Regions from separate parts of the Homo sapiens genome. Here regions 1 and 2 are each linked to region 3. A link is an interaction called in ENCODE POLR2A ChIA-PET data of the cell type or tissue named here. Cell type or tissue: Caco-2. All regions are shown on one strand.

Region 1 (4,000 bases), 190 kb after region 3:
AATGGTTAGTTGGGAAAGAAGGCAGCACTTGAAAAAATTTACCAGGTTCCTCACTGGGAGATGTGGGAAGGGGCGTGGGACGCACGCGGTCACTCCCTCTCCTAGTGAGAGGCAGATGGCTGGCTCTGAAGGGAGGCAGGCACCGTGGGATTTGGGCTTGCTCTGCTTGGTCCCCATGTGATGCCCTGTGCTGTAAGATATCAGAAAGACCTGGAACAAGGCAAACTTTATGTCCTCCTGGCATGTTATTGATAACAGAGCCAGGAAGTCCAGTGTACATTACAGATTTTCTGGGAGAAATAGTCCTTCCAGAGAAAGGATTCCTTCCCAGCCTCCAGGCTGGTGTCTCATGAGGTGAGGAGGCTGGCCCAGAAGGAAGGGGACGTTAGGTGGTGAAGCAGGCTCCCCTGGGCCTCTGAGGGCCAGCAGTCCCAACCATTTGCCTCTTCGTTTTGACCAAGCACAAAAGAGATATTCCCTAGAAGTGTCACACGGAGGCTTCTGTGCCAAAGACTGCCTTGTAGAGGTCTCATCACCTCACACTTCTTGACTTCACAAAATTGTGGCCCTGAGATCAGTACTCCTCTCTTAAGTATTTATTATTATTATTATTTACTTTACCTCAAGCAGACAGACATAGGTTTTGAGGCTTGAATACATGGCAGTGGAATACAAGGCCCTCCCTAGCAGCCGCCCCAGGCCTGGAAAGTGGGAGATTTCATTCGCCCGGGTTAAAAATCCAGAGGAAGACAGAAGAGAGGAGTCCTAGGAACTGAGCAGATTTTAGAGACGCAAATGATGTTTAAGAGAGCCTTGTGATTTGTAGCAAGCATGGGCACTGCTTTTTCTTACTAATGTGGTAGATCTACACGAACATTCTAGGCTGTTCTGCTCAGAGCGAGGAACCACTGCTCCTCAATGGGGAGGGAACATACCACCCAGCCAGGCTTAGCATTGGGTTTTATCCTTTAATAAAAGTTTTATAATGAATCCTGTTCACCTTAAAGTGTGATTATGGAGATGATTGGCTCCATATTCCACCACGTCATTCCTTCAACTCACCAGACACCTTTCTTTAGTTGAAATAAACCAGCATGACCTGGAGATCATGGTGACTGTAAGCTAAGTCTGTTTTCATGCCAGATTTCAGCCCCACCCAGAGTGTGCTCTAGATGTTGTTGATTTGAATGGTTTTCCCAGTTCCCACTCCACATGGGGAAGTTGAATGAATGCACACCTGCTGCTCACTTCTTGTGAGGCTGCCTTTTGTGATCAAATAACAGGAAGTTCTGCTTTAGAGGAGGGCACGATGACCATGTGGCAGTCTGCAAGTGGAATTTTGGGATGGCAGCCCGAGGAACATCCAGAGTTACTGTGTGACTTGGTCCTGCCATCGTTAGCTTTGAAATCACAGGCATTGGGCTCTGTTTTGACACCATTCATTGGACTGCGGGACAGTCATTCTTTACGTTCTCTCTTGAGCTGGTGAGAGAGGAGGAAGAGGGAAGTCAAGAGCAACCTCCAAGGCCTATGTCAGCCTCTTCTCCTTGGGTCTTGGGGTGGGTTAGAACTGGGTTCCAGTCTGGCCAGATGGGTTGCTGGCTGCACTGAGGGTGATTCTTCTCAGAAGATGGGCTGCCTGTGGTCAGGACAGGGCATACCAGTCTGGACTCCACCTTCCCAGACACCTACTTTAAGGACCTGTGGAAACTGGGTGATCCAATTATAGGGCTGGGGCAACCCTGCTTTGGCCACCCTCATTTACAAACTTAGGTTGGGAGCTTGGGTTTCCTGTCTCACTTCCAAAAGCCTTCAAGATGGCAGCAGATGGACACACCCTCTCATTTCTTGTGTCTTGTCTGTCAGATGGCAGGAGGCCTGTATCAGTAAATTTGAGGAAAATGTTCTCTCCTGGGCCAGCCTCACAGCTTGCGTTGGGTGTGTTGGAATTGTTCTCTTCGGCCTTGTTCTGCCTTGTGATCTTTTCAATTCAGTGAATAAACCAGGAATCCATTTTTTCACCAACCCACCCTGTAGATTGTCAGCTTTTTGTTTGAGAGATGCCTGGTCTCACAGTTACATGTATCAGAGTGTGTGTAAGTTGTCTGTGTTAGAAAGGTTGGGGTGGGGGCTTTGTTGCAGGGGATTAGACTGTTCTTTCTTCATCATAATTTGAGATACATCCTGAGTATGACTGTCTAACCCTTTCTGTGTGGCAGAAAAATATGTTTTCCAGGTAGTTTTTACTACTACAGAGAGTCTGTAAATAAGTGCTTTAAAAAAATAACAAACCAATAAGATATTTGTCTCCTATATAAACATTCTGTGTATTTAGCACTTGAAAATCAACAAATCCAGAATTTAAAAAAATGCCACAGACTTTTCAAAGCCCAACTCTACTTTTTTGAGAATTTGTCCGTACCTACTAATATGCCTTATTCTTCTTCACCTAGTGTTTTAAAAGTCCTGGGTAGAAAGAGTTTTAGAAATGTAATCAGTTGTTCAGCTTCAATAATATAGAGATCTAACATAGTCAGTCCTCAGGCCCCCTAAAGAAACAAGCAAGAAAGTGAGGGCCATCACTAGGGTTGGCTTTGGGGAGGGGAAAACTAAGGACTGCTTTTGCCAAATGATATTTTTGATAATGTAAGGAAACACAGGGACCACAAAACCTTTTTTTTTTTTTTAAGTGTGAAAGATTAGTGCCTTTTGGCATACTTTTGATTTTAGAGGATATAGTATCGGCATTGACAAATCACGTAGAAACAAAGAATGCTATAGATGACAACAGTATTAAATGTTACTCCTGATTCTGCAGAACAGCTTTTGAAGATACTGGGGGGTATCTTCAAGCCTCAGAGCAGCTTGTTTCAGATAGAAATTCTCTATGGGTTGAAATGCCAAAAACAGAAAACATGATGTTGACTCATGTAATTTAGTCCATTTTAGCAGAGCCTTTAGTGTTAACACCAGTGGCGAGGAGCATTGCATATTCTCTGTCAGCAGCAGCACTCCCACACCAGGTGGTTCTGGGCTCTCTGTAGGCTGGTCCTAGTAGGTGACACCCAGCAACACCCCTGTTGGACAGGATTGATTGTTCGCAGTCTTAGACCAACACTTCAGTCAGAAATGTTACTGGGAGGAGGAAAGGAAAATCACTTTTTTTCCTCCATGTGGAAATGAGGAGAGAGGAAAGTGGATTGCAAACCAAAATGTGAGTCAGTGTGATGAAGCAGTGGCTCTGTCATCTCGGCCTTTATCCAATAACAAACCAGCATCTCTTAAAGGCGCTTTTGGCCTAGACACCCCTGAAGTTTGGATGAAGTCTGGTGGATTCCCTGTCTGTTGTATTTCTGTGTGCCTGTTCCCTTCATTGCTGTGAGTTGGGAGTGCATTGAGAGATGATGTCCATCTGATATATTCCTGTGAAATAAACTGCCAGCAAACTTTCTAACTTGTATTTTAACTGTTAAAGAAGAGATTAAAAACTTCGGCTTTGGACATGTCCACATTATGGACTGTCATCTTATTTTTAAAAGTCATTCTTTACGTTTAAAATTTTAAAATAAAAACCTTCTGAGGTATTGATGTAGTCCACCGTGTAAATGTTACCTTCTCTCCATGCTGCCATTATGCCAAAACAAAAGCTGTGATAAAAAAAGTGCTTGAGAGAGTGTGTTGATAAGAAAGTGATTTATTTACAGATGGAAGTCTTTGTTTCATGAAGCTACCAAACTTTAAAAAGAATGTCACCCTTTTTTTTGTTTGTTATGGAAACCAGAGATTGTAAAATGGAAAAAGAATCGTTTTTTTGTTGACTTTTTGATGCTGGCACGAGGTTTTTGTCCACTTTTTTCATATATCTGTGTATAAAAAAATTGTTGTTTACTATGGAATTAGTATTACATTTTGAGGTAAACAAAAGAATTTGTATTGCTTGATAAATATTAGCTTGTAAATTTAAAGTTTCTTTACTTCAATTAACTTAAAGGACCAATAA
Region 2 (4,000 bases), 84 kb after region 3:
GAGCATATGCTACATACCTGGCTCTGTGCTACATGCTGGGGCTGTAGAGAAAGATAAAGAAGATCTCTCCCCCGAGAGGTTAATGGTCCAGTGAAGAAGAGAGACACATCAACAGATGGTTGCGGTAGCATGTGAAAAATGCTGCATGTATTTACTTAGCTCTGTGGCCTTGGGCAAGTTTCTTAACCTTGTAATGCCTCTGTTTCCCCTATCTAAAATTGGGATTATCTTACAGGGGGATTCTGAAGCTTAGCTGGGTGTTTAGTGTCTGGGGCACAGTAAAGGCCACAGCAGTGCTAAGTCTTGTCGTTGCCTTAGAAGCAGACCCTGAGAAAGCATTTAATCGCCCATAGTTCGCTTGAGAGCTGAAGGAACTGGCATTAGAGGAGCAAGGCAGCGAGACAGGGAAGGGAAGGCAATCAGCAGAGGCGACGTTACCAAGCCAGTTTCCACTGAGCAGAGCTGGAGCTTTACCCCACGGAGGAAGCCGCTGGGAGCCAGCATGGAGCACGAGCCTCGGTTATTCCCACTCCAGGTGAGGAAGCTGGGGTCTTCAAACAGCAGCTCTCTTTACTCATTGGTTGACGGCTGCTTGGGTGGGGTGTTTGGACGTGAATCACCAGGTGCTTTCTAGCCTGCCCCATGGGTGGGCAGAGGAGGTTCAGTGGCCAGGGGAAGCGGTCAGGCCAAGACATGCAGATGCTGGTAGGTGGAAGTCAGACCAGTGGGCACTGAAGTGTGATCAGGGTGAGGGGTTGTATGGGTGGGGCACTGACAGCATCTGCTACAGTTTATATATGTATATATATATTTTTTAGAGATGGGGCCTTGCTCTGTTGCCCAGGCTGGAGTATAGTGGCATAATCTTGGCTCCTACAGCCTCAAAATCCTCCTGAGCTTAAGTGATCCTTCTGCCTCAGCCTCCTGAGTAGTCCTCAGCTCCTGACCAGTCTTAGCTCCTAGTGGTGTATGGTGTGCCTTGCTATTTAAACTTTTTTTTTTTTTTTTTTTTTTTTTTTTGGTGTGTGTGTGTGTAGAGAGAGGCGTCTCACTATGTTGCCCAGGCTGGTCTTGAGCTTCTGGCTTCAAGCGATCCTGCTACCTCGGCCTCCCAAAGTGCTGGGATTATAGATGTGAGCCACTATACCTGGCCCAGTTATTATGTTTTTTAAAAGAATTATTTGTTAAACCTGAGTGACAGGCCGGGCGCCGTGGCTCATGCCTGTAATCCCAGCATTTTGGGAGGCCGAGGAGGGTGGATCACGAGGTCAGGAGATCGAGACCATCCTGGCCAACATGGTGAAACCACGTCTCTACTAAAAATACAAAAATTAGCTGGGCATGGCGGCGCGTGCCTGTAATCCCAGCTACTTGGGAGGCTGAGGCAGGAGAATCGCTTGAACCAGGGAGTTGGAGATTGCAGTGAGCCAAGATTGTGCCACTGCACTCCAGCCTGGTGACAGAGTGAGACTCTGACTAAAAAAAAAAAAAAAAAAATTATTTGTTTAAATTTACGGGGTACCTATGTAATTTTGTTACATGGATAGATTGTGTAGTGAAATCCAGTGCTTTTAGGGTACCCATCACCCAAATAATGTATATTGTACTCAATAATTTCACATCACCCACCCCTCTTCCATTTCCTCCACCCTTTCGAGTCTCCTTTGTCATTCCATGCCCTATGTCCATGTAGATGATGAAAGTTATGTATAGGGAATAAAGTAGGGTGAGACCTTGCTTTGGAGGATGGTGGCTTTTCCAAAGAAGATGATGTTTGAGCTGGAGAATGAAGGAATACATGTCTTACAAATGGACAGAAGGAAGAGCAACTCAGGCGGAAGAACCAGCACATACTAAAGCTTAGCAGTGTCAAGTGATGCACGCACAGCGAGCAAGGGGATTGATGAGGCTGGAAAGGTTGGTAGGGTCCTGGCTGTGGTCTGTAGTGGCAAATAGTAAGGACTTTAACCTGAGTAATTGGGAGACCAATTAAGTGTTTGTCGTCGTTGTTGTTGTTGCTGTTTTTTAAAGAGATGGGGTCTCACTCTTTTGGCCAGGGTGGAGGAGGGCAGTGGCACAATCATAGTTTACTAGAACTCCAGGGCTTAAGCAATCCTCCTACCTCAGCCTACTGAGTAGCTTGGACTGTGGGCATGTGTCACTGTGCCTGGCTAATCTTTTCATTCCAATCAAGTGTTTTAAGCGGGGGAGGAACAGGGCCGTGTTTGGGGTTAGAGTCACTGATCAAGAACTAGCTGGGATTGGGTGGGTGGAGCCTGGCGGCAAGGAGTCCAAGAAGAAGGCTGTTGCAGTGGGAGGTTGGGGGAGGCAGTTTCAGTAGGGCTTTGGCTCACTGGATTCAGAGAGTGTACTGGTTAGTGGTTTGCTTGCAAATAATAGATATCTAGCTTGCATTAACTTAGCAAAAAGGTGAGCCTATAGACAGGCTTGCTTTAACGTAGGAGTAAGCTGGAACCAGGGGTCTGAATGCTACTGAGGGTCGGCTTTATTCTCTCAGACTAACATCATCGACGCAGGGGGAGTTGTGGCAGCGCGCCTCCCTCACATTGCACAGCTGTGCCTCCAGAAAGGGAGTGAGTCTATCTTCCCAGGGGAAAAGGTCAGGGAGACCTGGCTTGGGTCACGTGCCTACCTTTAGGCTGATCAACTGAGCTCAACCTGGGCCAATCAACAGTGGCTTGGGGAGGAGACTGAAACAGTAAGGAAGTCCCAATTCCAGCTACCGGGTTCAGAAGCAGCTGTGAGGTGTGCAGGACAAACAGTGAAAGATCACTGTGGAAGAGACTCTAGGGTCACTGGCTTTAGGAACTGGCTGAATGATGGCAAGAATAGAACAGGAATTTGAGGAAAAGTAGGTCAAAAATTATAGATTTTCTAAGGCATGTATGCCTTTTACAAATTGTGATATACTTCACATACCATAAAATTCACCCTTTTAAAGCATACATTTTAGTGGTTTTGAATATATTCACAAGATAATGCAATGGTCACTGCTATCTAATTCCAGAACATTTTCATCATCTCAAAAAGATACCCCATACCTGTGAGCAAACACTGTCCATTTTCCCTATTCCCAGCCCCTGGCAACTGCTAATCTGCCATCTGTCTCTGGAGTTTTCCTATTCTGGACATTTCATATAAATGGAATCATACAATATGTGTGGCCTTTCGTGCCTGGCTTCTTTCAGTTAATCTAGTGTCTGAAAGCCTCCTCCATGTTGTATGTATCAGTACTTCATTCCTTTCCCTTTCCAGCTTTATTGAAGTATGATTGACAAAAATTGTATAGACTTAAGATGTACAACATGTTTTGATACACTTAAATATTGTGAAATGATTACCACAATTAAGCTAGCTAAACATATCCATCACCTCACATAATTGCCTTTTTGTGGTGAGAACACTTTAGATCTATTTTCTTTTTTTCTTTTTGAGATGGAGTCTCACTCTGTTGCCCAGGCTGGAGTGCAGTGGCGCGATCTCAGCTCACTGCAACCTCTGCCTCCTGGGTTCAAGTGATTCTCCTGCCTCAGCCTCCCGAGTAGCTGGGAATACAGGTGCACGCCACCATGTCTGGCTGATTTTTGTATTTTTAGTAGAGATGGGGTTTCACCATGTTAGCTAGGATGGTCTTGATCTCCTGACCTCGTAATCCACCTGCCTCGGCCTCCCAAAGTGCTGGGATTACGGGTGTGAGCCACCACGCCCAGCCTAGATCTATTTTCTTAGCAGATTTTAAGTATAAAATACATTATAGTCACCATGCCGTATATTAGGTCTCCAGAACTTATTCATCCTGTCATGGAAAATTCACACTTCTTGACCAGTATCTCTCCTTTTCCTCCACCCCTCCAGTGTTACTTCATTCCTTTTTATGGGTGAATAATACTTCATTTTATGGATATACCACATTTTGTTTATTCATCCATTGATGGACATTGGGTTGTTTCCTAAGCACATGTACTTTTTTTTTTCCCAA
Region 3 (4,000 bases):
ACATAGTTAGCTTGGGCTTCCTCACAGCATGGCGGTCACAGGGAGTCAGATGTGTTACATAGTGACTGGTTCTCCACAGAGGACAAGAGCAGAAGCTGTCAGGCCTCTTCAAGCTAGGTCTAAACTGACATAGCATCTCTTCTGCCATATCCTATTTGTCAAAACAGGTCACAAGGCCAGCACATATGTGAGGGAAGGAAAACAGACTCCACTTTTTGATGAGAACAGTGGCATATGTTGACAGGGATGGGAGAAATTGATGGCAGCCATCTTTGGAGACTGCCCACCACAGAGTGGGGTATCAGGGTTGGTGATATACGTTTGAAAGTAATCAAAAGATAGTTGGTACCTAAAAGCCATGCTACTGGATAAGATTACTCAGGGAATGACTGTAGATAGAGAAGAGATGAAAAGGCTAATCTCTAGGCTATTCCAGCGTTTTGCACTTGGAAGGAGAAACCAGCAAATGACCATGAGAAGGAACAACCAGTAAGGTGGGAGGAAAACCAGGAGAGTGTGGTGTTGATGAAGTCAAGTGGGACAGCGTTTCAAGAAGGAGAGGGGGTGATCAGTTGTGTAAAATGCTAAGAGTTCAAGTAAGATAGAGATGAAAACTGACCATTGGATTTGGCCAAGTGGAGATGACTGGCAGTTTTCCAAGGATAATTTCAGTGAGTCTGTGGAGACAGAAGCTTGACTGGAGTGGGCTCCAGAGACAACGGGATGAGAGGATCTGGAGATGGGCAGCATAGACAACTCTTGGCGGGAGTTATACAGGAATGCAGAGGAATAGGGCAGTAATGGAATGGGATGCAGAGCAAGGGAAGACACAGTAGACAGCCTTCAAAAGGAGCGTGAACCATTCATCCGTGACAGTAAGAAAGGCAGCGTATATGGTCACAAGTGCAGGAGGAGAGGTTAGATGGGGTGGTGGGAGGTGCTATAGAGAGTAAATACAGTCTGGTGGTGATGGGCCAGATTAGACCAGGCTTGAAAAAGACATAAGATCATTGGGAGGGCTTTTAATAGGTGCAAATATATAAGCCAAAAGCATGAGCCTGTGGAAAGATAGAAAGTAACTGACAATGTGAAATCTCAAGGTATGTGGCTACAGAAGAGGATGCAGAAATGATGGGAAGAAGGGTAGGGATATACAGTTTCAGCTTCAGGGAAGGGCCAGAGTGTGGTGACCGCAGAGAGGAGAAGGCAGCCTTGAGGTGCAGAGGATGTCAAGGACCTGAGAGGAGGAGCGTATTGTTCAGCCCACACCAAGGTGGCTGTCAATGCAATGTCCCCAGGATAGCAGCAGGAGTAATGCAGAGGAGCTGAAGCTAATGAAAGAGTCAGGGTCCTGAGGGGATATGAGGGGGCACCCCCACACGGTTCTTGGCAATTATGACGCTGGAGTGGGCCTGGCTTTTTTTTTTTTTTTTGGAGACAGGGTCCCGCTCTGTTGCCTGGGCTGGAGTGCAGTGGTGCAGTCATGGCTCACTGCAGCCACGACCTCCTGGGCTCAAGTGATCCACCCGCCTCAGCCTCCCAAGTAGCTGGGACTACAGGTGCATGCCCCGCCTGGCTAATTAAAAAAAAAAATGGTAGAGACAGGGTTTTGACATGTTGCCCAGGCTGAGCTTGAACTCCTGTGCTCAAGTGATCCACTTGTCCCAGCCTCCCAAAGTGCTGGGATTATAGGCGCGAGCCACCGTGCCCAGCCTGGCCTGGCTTTTTTTAAGCAGGGAGGAGACATGCGTTTTTAAGAAGTGAATTCTGAAATGAAGTTAAAACAATATTCTGGAGTGGCAACGGTGAGTGGGCCAGAAACTAGCTGAATCTACAGCCAGAAGGCAAACATATCAGCTTACCTCCTCCTGAGAGGTACCAAAGACCTACAGATTTCCTGAGAAAGCAGGGTATCAGGAAGAAGAGTGGAGACAAAGGGGACAGTGGGAATGGCTTGGAAATACTAGAGATATTTTGGTGATTGAACCAAAGGAATTCCAGAGATACCAAGAGGGAAATCACCAGGAAAGGCCGTGTCGTGGAAGGGTTCAGGTCAGCAGGTAGGTGCAGGGGAGATGAGTGAACAGACGCAAGGGCAAGGGAGGCAACTGACCTGGGTGGTGATTAACAAAGGTGTCAGGAAGGCAGCAGAGGCAGCATGGTGTGGGCTTGAGGAGGGACTGGTGTACTGGAGTTTGGCTTAGATGTGTGGCTAAGAGGCTAGCAAGTTAGTACACTTCGTATGAGGGTAGTTCTATGACAAGTGACAAAAACCTACTTCAATCCAGCTTAAACAGTAACAAGGATTTATGACCTCCCCTCACTGGGCATTCCACAGGAAGGGGAGCTAGCACCTAGGGACTGTTGGGCTCCGCAGCCCAATGATGTCATCAAGGGCCCAGTTTCTTTGCGTTTCTCTGCTGTACCTTTTAGAGTGGTGGCTTCATTTTAAAACTTGCTCCACTTCATGGTCACAAGGTGGCTGCAAAAAACACAGGACAATCTGCTTCCTTTTGCATATCTAGAGAGGGAGTCCCTTTTGATAATGTCTCAGAAAGGTGACTGCCTCTTTTCCATAAGCGCAGCAAACCCCTCCTGGAGTCTCATTTGAGCAATGCCTCCAATCCTAAACCAATTCCTGTGGTGTGGAAATACCACATGCTGACTGGTGTGGGCACGAGTTACCTGAGGCAATCACTGTGGCAATAAGGAATGACCCTGACTGGTTCGGAGCATGTAAGGCCCATTCCTGTTGTTGGGGCACTGTTGGCTTCCCCTGAAGGACACCGGCTGTTGGGGAAGGAGCGTGGCCAATACAAATCTGAGTAATGTTAGGAAGTGGGAAAGTCATGCTGAATAGAGTTCTAAAATATCCACTTCACTACTTCACTGAGCTCTTGGGAAAATTAAATGAATATTTTGTGAGGATGCCTTGCTTTTTCCGTCTTTTTTTTTTTTTTTTTTTTTTTTTTTTTGAGACCGGGTCTCACTCTGTCGCCCAGCCTGGAGTGCATTGGCGCGATCTCGGCTCACTGCAACCTCCGCCTCCCAGGTTCAAGCGATTCTCCTGCCTCAGCCTCTCGAGTAGCTGGGACTACAGGTGTGTGCCACCACATCTGGCTGATTTTTTGTATTTTTAGTAGAGATGGGGTTTCACCGTGTTAGCCAGGATGGTCTCAATCTCCTGACCTCGTGATGCCCCGCCTCAGCCTCCCAAAGTGCTGGAATTACCACACCCGGCCGCTTTTTCCTTCTTAAAAGGCTTTTGGAGTTAGAGATACAGAAGAAAACTGGAGGAAAGAAAGGTAGATAGGGGAGGGAGGTGAACAGAGAGAAATTTGGGGAAGGACCCAACAACTAAATGCAAGAGAAAGCGAAGACAGATGGGGCTGGAGTTGAAAGGCAGATGTAAACAGAACACACCTGTCTCTGAATTTGCAGACATGAAGAGTAATATTCTTTTAGTACCTCACATGTTCCCCTTTCCCAAGAGCTGATGAGGGCTGGATGGGTTCATCTCTGTACCTGCCTATGCCCACAAATGTTCAATGTCTCCCCGCTGTGTACCAAGCTAGAGGTCTGGCGCACCCTGGAATTCCAGATGCTCTGGAATGGATCTAACCTCCGGTTAGCCTCGTTTCCAGTTATCTGCCTAGACATGTCTCTCTGTGCTCCAGCCAAATCGAGCTTTTGGTCTCCCCACAACGCCCACAAACCTGCTTTCCTCCTGCCTCTGTGCAGGTGTTTCCTTTGCTTTGAATGTTGCTCTTTTTTTTTTTTTTTTTTTTTTTTTTTTTGAGACGGAGTCTGGCTCTGTCTCCCAGGCTGGAGTCCAGTGGCTCGATCTCAGCTCACTGCAAGCTCCGCCTCCCGGGTTCCCGCATTCTCCTGCCTCAGCCTCCCGAGTAGCTGGGACTACAGGCACCCACCACCGCACCCAGCTATTTTTTTTTTTTTTTTTTTTGTATTTTTTAGTAGAGACGGGGTTTCACCGTGTTAG

Evidence for each region. ChIA-PET counts read pairs that join two places held together with the same protein. Peaks named below come from ENCODE experiments on the same cell type or tissue, not always from the same donor. Only the 100,000 strongest peaks of a DNase experiment are listed, where the experiment ranks them.
Region 1: POLR2A ChIA-PET joins it to region 3 with 9 read pairs; 3 of 35 experiments call an interaction of 5 or more read pairs at or near these places.
Region 2: POLR2A ChIA-PET joins it to region 3 with 6 read pairs; 3 of 35 experiments call an interaction of 5 or more read pairs at or near these places.

The regions. Positions count from the first base shown.
Region 1 is chr9:112,870,965-112,874,964 of GRCh38, forward strand. SNX30 (sorting nexin family member 30) reads left to right here. Exons shown (of 9, transcript NM_001012994.2): 9 at 1-4,000. Among named protein-coding and RNA genes, the nearest start is that of SLC46A2, 18 kb to the right of the region's middle. In Caco-2, no CTCF peak of the experiment used is centred here; no DNase peak of the experiment used is centred here.
Region 2 is chr9:112,762,369-112,766,368 of GRCh38, forward strand. All of the region lies in intron 1 of SNX30 (sorting nexin family member 30), which reads left to right. Among named protein-coding and RNA genes, the nearest start is that of SNX30, 14 kb to the left of the region's middle. In Caco-2, no CTCF peak of the experiment used is centred here; DNase peaks (open chromatin) are centred at 2,253 and 2,683; H3K4me3 peaks cover 464 bases.
Region 3 is chr9:112,678,838-112,682,837 of GRCh38, forward strand. No RefSeq gene overlaps it. Among named protein-coding and RNA genes, the nearest start is that of INIP, 37 kb to the right of the region's middle. In Caco-2, no CTCF peak of the experiment used is centred here; DNase peaks (open chromatin) are centred at 2,084 and 2,354.